Linked DNA regions of Homo sapiens: all the other regions are linked to region 2. Evidence: chromatin loops called from intact Hi-C (ENCODE). Cell type or tissue: ascending aorta. All regions are shown on one strand.

Region 1 (4,000 bases), 100 kb after region 2:
TTTGTAGAGATGGGGTCTCACCATGTTGCCCAGGCTGATCTTGAACTCCTGGGCTAAAGTGATCCTCCCGCCTCGGGCTCCCAAAGTGCTGGGATTACAGGCATGAGCCATCACACCCGGACTTGTTCAATACCTTTAAGGCAGCATTTTAAATTTACCATTGGTGGGTTCCTAGGGCTCCCCCCAGCTCTCTTACACTAGGGACAAAGAGGCCATTGTCCTTTTCTGTTCAGCCTCCTGGGTTCAAGTGATTCTCTTGCCTCAGCCTCCCGAGTAGCTGGGATTACAAGCATGGGCCACCACGCCCGGCTAATTTTTTTGTATTTTTAGTGGAGATGGGGTTTCTCCACGTTGGTCAGGCTGGTCTCGAATTCCCGACCTCAAGTGATTCACCCACCTTGGCCTCCCAAAGTGCTGAGATTACAAGCATGAGCCACCGTGCCCGGCCCCTAATCATTTTCTTATAATACTATAATATCTAATTCTATTGGGTCAATGGAGCATATTTATTATGGTTGAACCTTTCCTCTGGTGTTAGACATTGTCTTTTAGTCTCTTTTTTCTTTGCTATTGTAGATAATGCTGAAATTAACATCTTTGGATATACAATTCTCTGCTTCTGAAGAATGAAAAGATAAATAACAGAGCTAAGAAAGGGACTGATGAAACTTACAACAGCAGGTCTCAAATTTTTGGTCTCAGGACCCCTTTATGCTCTTAAAAATGATTGACAGCCTCCAAGAGCTTTTGTTCATGTGAGACATTTTTATATTTGCCTTGCTATATTAGAAATTATAGCTGGGAAAATTCAAATATTTATTAATACATGTAACAATAACTGTAAAAATCCATTGCATGTTAACATAAATTACACATTTTTACCAACAATAGCTATATTTTCTAAAACAAAGACATTTGCAGAGTGGTGTTGTTTTATATTTTTGCAAATCTTTTAAATGTTTGGTCTACAGATTCTCATATCTCCTTCATTCCATCTCTTGTGATTTTTTTTTTTTTGAGATGGAGTCTTGCTTTGTCACCCAGGCTAGAGTGCGATGGCGCAATCTCGGCTCACTGCAACCTCTGCCCCCCGGATTCAAGCGATTCTCCTGCCTCAGCCTCCTGAGTAGCTGGGATTACAGGCGCCTGCCACCAAGCCCAGCTACTTTTTGTATTTTTAGTAGAGACAAGGTTTCACTGTATTGGTCAGGCTAGTCTCGAACTCCTGATCTCAGGTGATCCTCCCACCTCAGCCTCCCAAACTGCTGGGATTACAGGTGTGAGCCACCACGCCTCGCTGACATGTTGTTTTAACTGAAGTCTATGAAAAAAACCTGTCCTTGAATAGATACATAATCGGAGAAGGGAGAGGGTACGCTTAGGGGTCCGACCACACTTTGAGAACCCATGTCCTGCAACATTCCTCGTGCTCTACAGGACACTTCTCTTGTATTACTTTTTGCACTTACAGATTTAGATGATAGAGTGAATCCAACGTCCCCTTTTTTTGAAATCAAGGTCCCAAGAAGCAAGTCCCTTGGCTAAAGTCACCCAGCTGGTTGTAGGGACTCCACTTTACTTCCTTACAACCAACTCGGATGTCTCATTTGTCCTTTTACCAGGCTTTGGTAAGGCTGTGAGAGCACAGAGCTGAATTAGGGATCTTGGACTTCAAGTTACTGACTAGCCCCAGCACTCGCCAAGCTCACAAAGAAGACAGAAACGAGGTAAACATCCAACCATGTTTATGGAAGAGTTCATCTCTCTGTCAGCATTACGTACATGCAGAAAGGTGTAAAAAATCATAACAGCGCTGTTTGCATTTTTCAGAAACGGAACACACCTATATTATGTCTCTTTTTAAGGAGGTTTTTGGGTGGCTTTTGTTTAGAGGCAGAGTAGAATAATAGAAAAACAACCTGGGGTTTACCTTTAGGACTCTCTCTCTCTCTCTTCTGTAAATGTAAGGTTCGGCAAAAAAATTCATTAAACTTTTGTCCACCTTTAACATTCTATGAGTTTTAATGTGTTTGGAAGCTTTGGAAGATTGGATTGCTAGAGTACTGGTCAGGATCATTTCTGTATTTAATAAAATTGGGAGAGCTAGCGAATAAAGCAGGAAGCCTGCCATCTAGTGGCAAATGTGTACATTGCTCTTTTGCTTGGACTCGGGCTGAGTTTTCAGAACCAGAGTCCTTTTCTTCTGGCCCCCACCTTCCTTAATTACAGGGGTTTTAATTGCGCCACAGTTAGACAATACTTAATTGTCTTAGCTACATTGTAATGAGTGAAGGGAATACACTTGTGATTTGGCTGAACGCAGGAGAGAGAGGCCCCTTGCATTCATAGTTAATTGCTTCAAAACTCTGCCTGCGGCTTTGCCATGCCCTCATTCGCACTTTGGGCTAAAATTATAAGGATCCATTAGATACTGTCTCTGCCTCCAGACTTCAGGCTGCAGGGAGGGGGACGCCAGCTGGAGTTTTTTTCTGACAGCTTATTTATTTATTTTTCAGATGGAGTCTCACTCTGTCGCACAGGCTGGAGTGCGACCCTGCAACCTCCGCTCACTGCAACCTCCACCTCCCGGGTTCAAGCGATTCTCCTGCCTCAGCCTCCCGAGTAGCTGGGACTACAGGCGTGCGCCATCACGCCCAGCTAATTTTTGTATTTTTAGTAGAGATGGGGTTTCGCGATGTTGGCCAGGCTGGTCTTGAGCTCCTGACCTCAGGTGATCTGCCCACCTCGGCCTCCCAAAGTGCAGGGATTACAGGCGTGAGCCACCGCACCAAGGGGGATTGGTGGAGCTCTCCCTGCAGCCCACTGATTCTTGGGTGTTTACTGGTGAGATGGGCAGAGGCTCTGGACATGGAGTGGGGCAGGGAGGGGAAGCAGCATCGTGGGCTGGGCTTCGATGGAAGAAGTGGCAGGGTGGCCGGGCACAGTGGCTCACGCCTGTAATCCCAGCGCTTTGGGAGGCCAAGGTGGGCAGATCACCTGAGGTCAGGAGTTCGAGACCAGCCTGGCCAACATGGTGAAACCTTGTCTCTACTAAAAATACAAAAACTAGCCAGACATGGTGGCATGCGCCTGTAGTCCCAGCTACTTGGGAGGCTGTGGCAGGAAAATTGCTTGAACCCAGGAGATGGAGGTTGCAGTGAGTTGAGATCGTGCCACTGCACTCCAGTCTGGGCGACAGAGCAAGACTCCATCTCAAAAAAAAAAAAAAAAAAGAAGAAAAAAAGCAGTGGCAGGGTGGTCTGGAGGCACCGCTGGAGGCGAGTGTGTACGGCGACAGGGGAACCAATGTGGCATTCTGAGGGCTCTTCAAAGTCGCATCCCTTTCATGGTTCCCCACCCAGAGCCTCGTGGTGGTGAATCAGGGAGAGAGAAAAATATCAATAGACAGTCTAGTCCTGGCTGGCAAAGTGTACGGGAAACTGCACAACATGACAGAGGCTTTGGCAGGGGACGCATAAGAGTGGTAGCACCCAGCCTTGAGCCAAGTGGTAGCACCCAACCTTGAGCCCAGGAACCAGTGTACAATGTTATGTGCCCAGGCAAAACTCCTTCTTGAAAAACAAGAATAAAAGGCACCTACAGCTTAGGGGAATAAAATAGAAATTGGTGGATTATAAAATATAAAAGGCTGATAATTACTGGTTTGTTAACTGATTATTAATTTAAAATAATTGGCTGGGCACTGTGGTTCATGCCTGTAATCCTAGCACTTTCGGAGGCCAAAGTGGGTAGATCACCTGAGGCCAGGAGTTCATGACCAGCTTGGCCAACTTGGTGAAACCCCGTCTGTACTAAAAATACAAAAAAATTAGCCAGGCGTGGTGGCATGTGCCTGTAATCCCAGCTACTCAGGAGGCTGAGGCAGGAGAATCACTTGAACCCAGGAGGCAGAGCGCTTGTGAGCCAAGATCGCACCACTGCACTCCAGCCTGGGCAACAGAGCGAGACTTGGTCTCAAATAAAATAGAATAAAAAGTAA
Region 2 (4,000 bases):
GCCGGGGGCGGGGCCGAGCTGAGGGAGGACCTGCTGGCTGCAGTGAGGAGCGGAGGCGGGCGCGGGCGGCCGGCCATGATCGCGTCGTGCTTGTGTTACCTGCTGCTGCCGGCCACGCGCCTCTTCCGCGCCCTCTCAGGTACCGGCCAGGCGTACCGACAGACAGGAGCCCGGCCAGGGCTCGCCTCTGCGGGGCTCCGCGGGCCTGGGGCGGCGTGCGGTTGGCCGGGCCTCACGACTACCGTGCCCCGGGCAGTGCCGAGGTGTAGGGAGGCGGTCCTGAGCCCCTGCCCCGCGGGCCCCTCCTGACCCCACGAGGCCTGGACCTGGCCGACGTCCCTCGTGGGCGGCCCCTCCTCCCGCCTGTTGTCAGATGGCGTCCGGCCGCGGTTAAGGTGGAGAGGAGCTGTGGACGGGCAGGGCCCTTTCCTGGCCCTGGGGGTGCAGAGAAATTGTGGGGTCGGCCAAGTCAGCACCCCGGCGGGTCGGGAAGGGGTAGTAGCTCGGACCTAGGCGAGTGCCCAAATTCTCAGCGGGCGAGGCGGGTCGGCTCTGGGAGGTTTATGGCCGAAGTACTGGACGCACCGATCTTCCCCAGGTTAACTTCACACTCGCCTTTCACTGCCACCTGGCAGCTCTCGCTCACCGGTGTCTTTGGTTGAAAAACGGACGTTCAATCAGAGACACATTTAGATCTCAGCTTTGGAGCATTCCTGCCCCCACTCCCGGCGGTTTAGAGGGAGATGTGCTGGGGTGGGGGCAATGCCCAGTCGATACCTCAAAGAGGGGGTGTTTATTTCGTTATTGTTTCATAATTTGTCTGCATTCTCTATTTCTGGGCTTTGAAATTACGGAGGGTTTTATGCGACCATCAGTTTCTGAGATCCCATGGAACTCGCAGACTTTTTGCCTTTAATTTATGGGACAGGACCAAGAAGTACTTAGGAATGAGGGCTCCAATTGTATATTCTGTGGTTTTCCTTTGTGGAACTTTACACAATTGGTACGCAATGTGTGTGTCATTGATAATATATATTTCATATAGAAATATTTTAAATTTTACTGTGTATCTGCCATTAGAATGCAAACTTCAGGAGCGCAGGGCCACGTCCATTTTGTTCGCTGTATCTCTGGTGTTAACACATTGCTTGGTATACAGTAGGCACTCAGTGAATTCAGGAATGTCTTGTGTGTCCATACTTCTGAGGAATGTGGGAAACTCCACAGAAGTAATTGTTTCCAGAGAACTAAACATATTCTTTTAACTATGTTGCTGTTTTTCCTGGAGCTCTTCTAATGCCTTAGTGATACAGTATACTAGTCCAGAGGTTTCCAGACCAGTAGAGTTCTAGGGATCTCAGAGGAGGGCCCCCCCCGCCCCCCCACCTACACATTACAGTAGTCCCACTTATATTTACTTGGCATATTTGGTTTCCAGATAAGATTTTTAAAAAACAAAAGCATTCTGCTGCTGAAAATCCACCACCACCACCACCAAAAGACATCTACCAAAATTGAAAGCTAGTAACTTCGTGCATATGAACCAAAGAACCTCTGCCATCTGGTATACACAGAGGATATTTCAAGGGGCAGATAATCAGGAAGTCCTTGAGGCTAAAGCTCAACGACCCAGCCCATACATAGGTTTAGAGCAGGGTTTCTCAATCTCAGCACTGTTGACGTTTTGGACCGGATCATTTGGTGTGGGTCTGTCCTGTGAATTGTTGGAAGTTCAGCAGCGTCTCTGTCCTCTAACCACTAGATGCCAGTAGCAATGCTGCAGTTGTGACAACAACAGTGTCTCTGAACGTTGCTAAATGTCTTCCGAGGGCAAAATCACCGTGGTTAAAACCATTGTTTAGAAGGACATAAATATACATAGACCCCAAACAAGATATTTGAACCGTCTTTCAATATTTGAGCCACTTTTAAGGTTTCTTCCCTTTAAAAAAAAATTGCCAATAAAATGAGTCTAGTGATTGAGGGCCAGCATCGTGCATGTTACTCGTCCTGTGCTGTAAATAAATGGTTGAGTGTGTGAGTGTAGGAGTTGTTTGCTCTCACCAAAATACTGTGCTCAGAGTTTGGGGGCTCTAATTTTAGAGTTTTTCCCACTTTCTTTCTTGCCTGTTGGCTGTCATTGGTGGCTGCAGTATCAGAGAGATGTCAGCTGTCTCTTACTGTCGATTGTTGGCACCTTGTAATTTATAGCCTCTGATGTGTTGTGGAATGGGAAAGCAGATAATGAAGTTTGTGAAGATTTTATTACAATAAGTAGCTTTGAGAAAAGGCTTAAGGGCCCTTGCTAAGATGTAAATTGTATAGATTTTTGAGACTGTCTACTTTAGGACTTTTTCTTTTGGAATACATTAATAGATTAGGGAATTTATACAGCTAGAAAAGCTCAGAGATTATCTAGTTCAAACTTGTCTCTATTTTTTTAAATTTAAAATTTATTTTTTTCTTTTCTTTTCTTTTTTTTTTTGAGATGAGGTCTCACTTTGTCTCCCAGGCGGGAGTGCAGAAGGGCAGTCATAGCTCACTGCAGCGTCAACCTGGGCTCAAGCAATCCTCTCATTTCAGCCTCCCAAGTAGCTAGGACCATGGGCATGTGCCACCGTACTTGGCTAATTTTTAATTTTTTGTAGAGATGAAGTTTCGTTATGTTGCCCAGGCTGGTCTCTAACTCCTGGCCTCAAGTGATCCTGCTGCCTCTGTCTCTGCCTCCCAAAGTGCTGGGAGCCACCACGCCTGGCCTCTTGTCCCCATTTTACAGTCAAGAGTAACTTCATCTGACTAGGGGCATTGTTCAAGGTCAGTTTTATTAATTTTGGTGCTAGATCATAACCCACAGTTCTGATTAACAGTCAGTTGCTGGTTGCAATGTAATGTGATTCTTAGAACCAAAGAGTTTGTTAATAGTAGTCTTAACTAAGTCATGTAAAAGGAGTGTGGGTATATGTGCCCATCTGTGTTCTAGATTATGTGAGACAGCTGTTCTTTCATGCACTGAATATTTATCAGATCCCTGCCATATAAATTAGTCAACACTTGTAAAGAACAGTGCCTGGCACATAGTGAATACTTTGCCCTGATGATGATGATGATGTTCAGGCATTAAGGTAGGCAGGCTCAGTGATGGTACAATGATGAGCAAGGTGGATATGGGTCTTGCTTTTATTGGGCTTATGTTTTAGCTGGGAGAATAGTGTGGGTTGGATGACAGTCTTATAACCTGGTATTTTGGCTTTCCTCCTAGATGCTTTCTTCACATGTCGAAAAAATGTCCTTCTGGCGAACAGCTCATCCCCCCAGGTAGAGGGCGACTTTGCCATGGCCCCTCGGGGCCCTGAGCAGGAGGAATGTGAGGGCCTGCTGCAGCAGTGGCGAGAAGAAGGGTTGAGCCAGGTGCTCTCAACTGCAAGTGAGGGGCCCCTTATAGATAAAGGACTAGCCCAGAGCAGCCTGGCACTTCTGATGGATAATCCTGGAGAAGAGAATGCTGCTTCAGAGGACAGGTGGTCCAGCAGGCAGCTGAGTGACCTTCGGGCTGCAGAGAACCTGGATGAGCCTTTCCCTGAGATGCTAGGAGAGGAGCCACTGCTGGAGGTGGAGGGGGTGGAGGGCTCCATGTGGGCAGCTATCCCCATGCAGTCGGAGCCCCAGTATGCAGACTGTGCTGCCCTCCCAGTGGGTGCCCTGGCCACAGAGCAGTGGGAAGAGGACCCAGCGGTGTTGGCCTGGAGCATAGCACCTGAGCCTGTGCCCCAGGAAGAGGCTTCCATCTGGCCCTTTGAGGGCCTGGGGCAGTTGCAGCCTCCCGCAGTGGAAATACCATATCATGGTGAGTCTGACAACTGGTTGAGTGAGCCAAGGGAACAGGGTGTCTCAGGTGTGGGCAGAGCCATTGCTAAAGAGAAGATTCTATGGTAGGGAGCTCTGCCACTGCATTCTATTTTTCTAAGAATCTTGGCATGTCAGATCTAGAGGGTCCTTACAG
Region 3 (4,000 bases), 110 kb after region 2:
AAAGAGAAAAGGGAAGCAAAGGAAAGAAAAGAAAGAGTGGAGAGAGCCTGGGGTTTTCAAGCCCGCCTAGTGACCCCATCTCCAGGGTATCTGCAGGCTCCTGGAATGAGGGGCTGTGATTGTCAGGACCTTGGTAAATGCCTGTGCATGGTGGCTAAAGGAGACAGGCTCCTTTGGTTCTGAGCAGTGCCTGAGAGAATCATTCTTTTAATATAAAGAATAAGACAAGTTTGCCTGTTATCACTGCTAATGTTGAACATTTTTTGGAAGTCCTTACGAATGAAATAAGAAAAGAAATGAAATAATCTGTATGAGTATTACCAAAGAAGGAAAAATCATATTTTCTTTTTCTGGTCTGGTAGAATTGAAAACCCAGTCTAATAGCAAATTAGTAGAATTAATAACGATTAAAATTAATAATAGAATTTTGTAAAGTGGCTATGTGTAAGATAAATGTACAAAAATCAATAGCTTTTTTCTATACTAACAAATGGAGAGACATTCCATATTCATGGATGAAATGACATAAAAATATAAACTCTTCTAAAGTTAACATATAAATGTAATACCCTTCCAATCAGAATCCCAACGTGTATGTGTTTTCGTGTGCTTAAATCAGGATGCAATGATTTTAATTTGGGAGGCCAAGGTGGGCAGATCACACGAGGTCAGGAGTTTGAGGCCAGCCTGACTAACATGGTGAAACCCTGTCTCTACTAATAATACAAAAATTAGCCAGGTGTGGTGGTAGGTGCCTATAACCCCAGCTACTCAGGAGGCTGAGGCAGGAGAATCACTTGAACCCGGGAGGCGGAGGTTGCAGTGAGCCAAGATCGCACCACTGCACTCCAGCTTGGGCAACAGAGCGAGACTGTGTCTCAAAAAATAAATTAAAAAAATATTTTAAGCACTCATCTTGTTGATTAGGTTGTTTAGATTTTGACATATATGCTTAATTTTTGTCCATTTGACCTGTCTCCTACTGAGAATGGTGCGTTTAATTCTCCCTATAGGTATTTTTCTCTATTTTTCGTTGCTTTCCCTCTAGCATCTGCTTTATATAAGTGTAATGTGTACTATCTCCACCGAAGGACAACCACTATCTTGACTTCTCATCTTGCACATTAATGATTTGCATGTTTTGTCTTTAAATAAATGGAATCACATAGCATGTATGCTTTTTGGTTCTGACTTATTTTATTCAGCGTAATTTTTGTAAGACTCATTCATATTGTTGCATGTAGTTATAGATTGTTCATTCTCAGTGCTGTATTGAATCCCGTTGTGTTTATATGCTACAATTTATTTATCCCATCTACTGTTGATGGACTTGTGGGTAGTTTTGAGTGGTGTGCTATTACAGAGCTGCTACGGGAATTCTTGTGTGTATCCTTTGGTGCATATTTGTATGCATGTCTCCTGGGCATTAACCTAGGAGTGGAGTTGCTGGGTTGCAGGTGGCAATCAACTTTTGATGTCTCACTCTTAAATATGAACAGACAGCCAAGGTCACCCAGCATTTGAGGAATGCCCTCTGCGTAAAATAAAGACACAAGCAAACACACACTCAGCAAACAAACCAACAAATATGAGTGTGCTTAGTCCCAAGGAGCCTCACCCTTTCCCTCGCCTGATACTCCTGTTACCTTCCTCACATGTCGCTATAAGAATAAACATCGTAGTGGCTCCAGTCACCATAGCTGGACTCATAGATTGGATGGGATGTACAGTTGGGTCATCAGACAGGTTTGTCTCATTTCTCCACTTTTGAACCAGACGCTGGCATACTTTTCCTTTTTGGCCTTGGTGTCATACATGGAGACTTTTCTCAGCTTTGGTACACACTGTCCTGGTTACATCCATTACACCACATGCCACGAAGGCAGTGCTGGCTGCAGAGCCAAATGGGCGGTTTCCCAGAGGAGGGACAACTGGGAGGTGGACTTGTTGGTTTTGGCCAAGATGATGTTACTTCTGGCTTCTCCAGTTGGATGTATGACCTAGAGGCCTGATTCATCAAGAGAGAAGTCCAAATCTTGCTAGGAGGAAGAAGTATAGGGAAAATCATGGTTATAAGCTGCATTTGGCTATAGGCTAGTTTGGACCTTGTTGGAGGTAATATTTACCCAGCACATGTTGTTGGAATTGATGCAGTTATAATAAAGCTGGTTCTTGTTCTTGGCCATTAATTCCAGAGCTCTGTCCTGAATTAACAGACCTGTAGAGATTGTGCCACGGAACTGTTTTAATCTGGTGTAGTCTTTGTAAAAAGAATATTTAAGGACTATGGGGAAAGAATCAATGCTTTTCCAATACTGAACCTTTGGCCTGGTTCCAGGGAGGGGTCCTTGCCCCAACCTCCATCTTTGAAGGGATGGTGTAGAGAACAAAAGCGTGGCTGAAGCTGATGATGCCTTCATTAGCACAGGATCCTGAGGGCTGGGAAAGGAATGGATTGAGTCAGAGACACAGTGCCCAGCTGGGGACATGGAGCTGGCCCGTGGTGAGTTCTAAAGGTATGAGGAAGGAAGCCAACCAGTGACCACTCTATCTCGGGTGGAGAAAACTTTGGGAAAGGAAACTCTAAAACTTTACTTTTGGGGTGCCCATTCCCTGGAGTCCCCTCACCTTGGGCTCTTGTTGGGTTATTGTATTAATCTGGCAGGGCTGCTGTAACACGATACCACAGACTGGATGACTTAAACAACAGAAATTTACTCACAGTTCTGGAGGCTAGAAGTCCAAGATCGAGGTGTCAGCAGTTTTGGTTTTTTCCAAGGCCTCTGTCCTTGGCTTGTAGATGGCCTTTCCTCTGTGAGTGAACATCCCTGGTCGCTCTTCCTTTCTTATAAGGACACCAGTCATACTGGAGTAGGGCCCACCACATGATCTCATTTAATCTTAATCATCTCTTTAAAGGCCCTACTTCCAAATTCGGCCATATTCTAAGGTACTGGGGATTAGGACATTAGTGTATAAATGCGAGGGTGACACAATTCAGGCCATACCAGTCATCTGATGAGGAGATGATCTGACCAGGTGATGTGGCACACCGCACAGGCCAGGATTCCTAGATTGCTTGGGTTAAGTTGTTCATGGCCTTGAGTCATGGTCCTGGGGTTCAGGAACAAACCTGCTGATAATGTGTGTTGTGCAGGATCTAAGGTTGGGGGAATGGAGGAAATAACCCACCAAGGAGGTTTCCTGTCCCACCCAAGTCAGATCTTGTCATGTGTTCTTGAGAATTGGACTTGGACTTACTGGAGGCCCAGATTCTGTCACTGCCAGGTGAACGATAAACACGAGGATGAAATGGCATCTAGCTACCTTGCGTCAGATTTCTCTGGACTATGGGATGTTACCTTTTAGAAGTTTAATCTTGGCTTACCTCAATCCAAGTATATTCTCTCTCTCTTTTTTTTTTAAAGACAGATAGGTTTAACACAAAAATAAATATGGTTGTCTCAAAGACTGGAACCCAAAATTTGCTTTCATTTTAAAGATAAAACCTGAGTCTTCAAAAGAACAAAATTTGGTTGAAACCTCTAGAAACTCGGGGGATGTGCTGTTATTCTTTTCTGTCGGAGGCAGCGCCTCTGAGATACTGAGCTCATCCCTGCTGTAGGGTTTTTGCCCCAGCTGTGTCGGCTGCTCCACTTGCTCTTCCTCCAGGTCTTCACGAGGTGAGTCCTCATCACTCAATCTCTGTTAAAATGTCCCTTCCTTCCTGACCACCCAGCAGTGTGGCTCCCCAGGTGCGGCCTTCCGTTTACTTCCTCAGTGGCATTTATCAGTGTCTGATATTTTCATGTGCATTCTTGATTGATTTGTCTTCTCTCTCCCTCTATTAGAAAGTAGGTTCCACCAAAGCAGCCAACAATCTCCCTCTTTTACTGCTGCATTTCAGCACCTAGAACAGTACATGGAGTCAGGCACCCGGCAGGCATTCTCCAATGCTTTGTTGAGTGGATAAGTGAGCAAGTCACTCTGAGTAAGCTGG

The links. A loop is a pair of places that touch in the nucleus more often than their neighbours do. Peaks named below come from ENCODE experiments on the same cell type or tissue, not always from the same donor. Only the 100,000 strongest peaks of a DNase experiment are listed, where the experiment ranks them.
Region 1: it touches region 2 in a loop (6-fold over the local background); 28 of 110 quality-filtered maps call a loop at or near these places.
Region 3: it touches region 2 in a loop (4-fold over the local background); 28 of 110 quality-filtered maps call a loop at or near these places.

What each region holds. Positions count from the first base shown.
Region 1 is chr14:76,708,438-76,712,437 of GRCh38, reverse strand. It overlaps LOC105370577 (a long non-coding RNA gene), which reads left to right. Exons shown (of 2, transcript XR_007064273.1): 2 at 1,623-2,008. Among named protein-coding and RNA genes, the nearest start is that of VASH1, 51 kb to the left of the region's middle. In ascending aorta, a CTCF peak has its summit at 2,117 (motif pointing left); no DNase peak of the experiment used is centred here.
Region 2 is chr14:76,808,903-76,812,902 of GRCh38, reverse strand. It overlaps ANGEL1 (angel homolog 1), which reads left to right and starts at 21. Exons shown (of 10, transcript NM_015305.4): 1 at 21-139; 2 at 3,260-3,844. The coding sequence starts at 76. RefSeq lists a silencer at 1-383 and enhancers at 1-405, 406-980. In ascending aorta, a CTCF peak has its summit at 1,777 (motif pointing right); DNase peaks (open chromatin) are centred at 412 and 1,712; H3K4me3 peaks cover 2,232 bases; H3K27ac peaks cover 1,036 bases.
Region 3 is chr14:76,700,092-76,704,091 of GRCh38, reverse strand. No RefSeq gene overlaps it. Among named protein-coding and RNA genes, the nearest start is that of VASH1, 59 kb to the left of the region's middle. In ascending aorta, no CTCF peak of the experiment used is centred here; a DNase peak (open chromatin) is centred at 1,881; H3K27ac peaks cover 2,367 bases.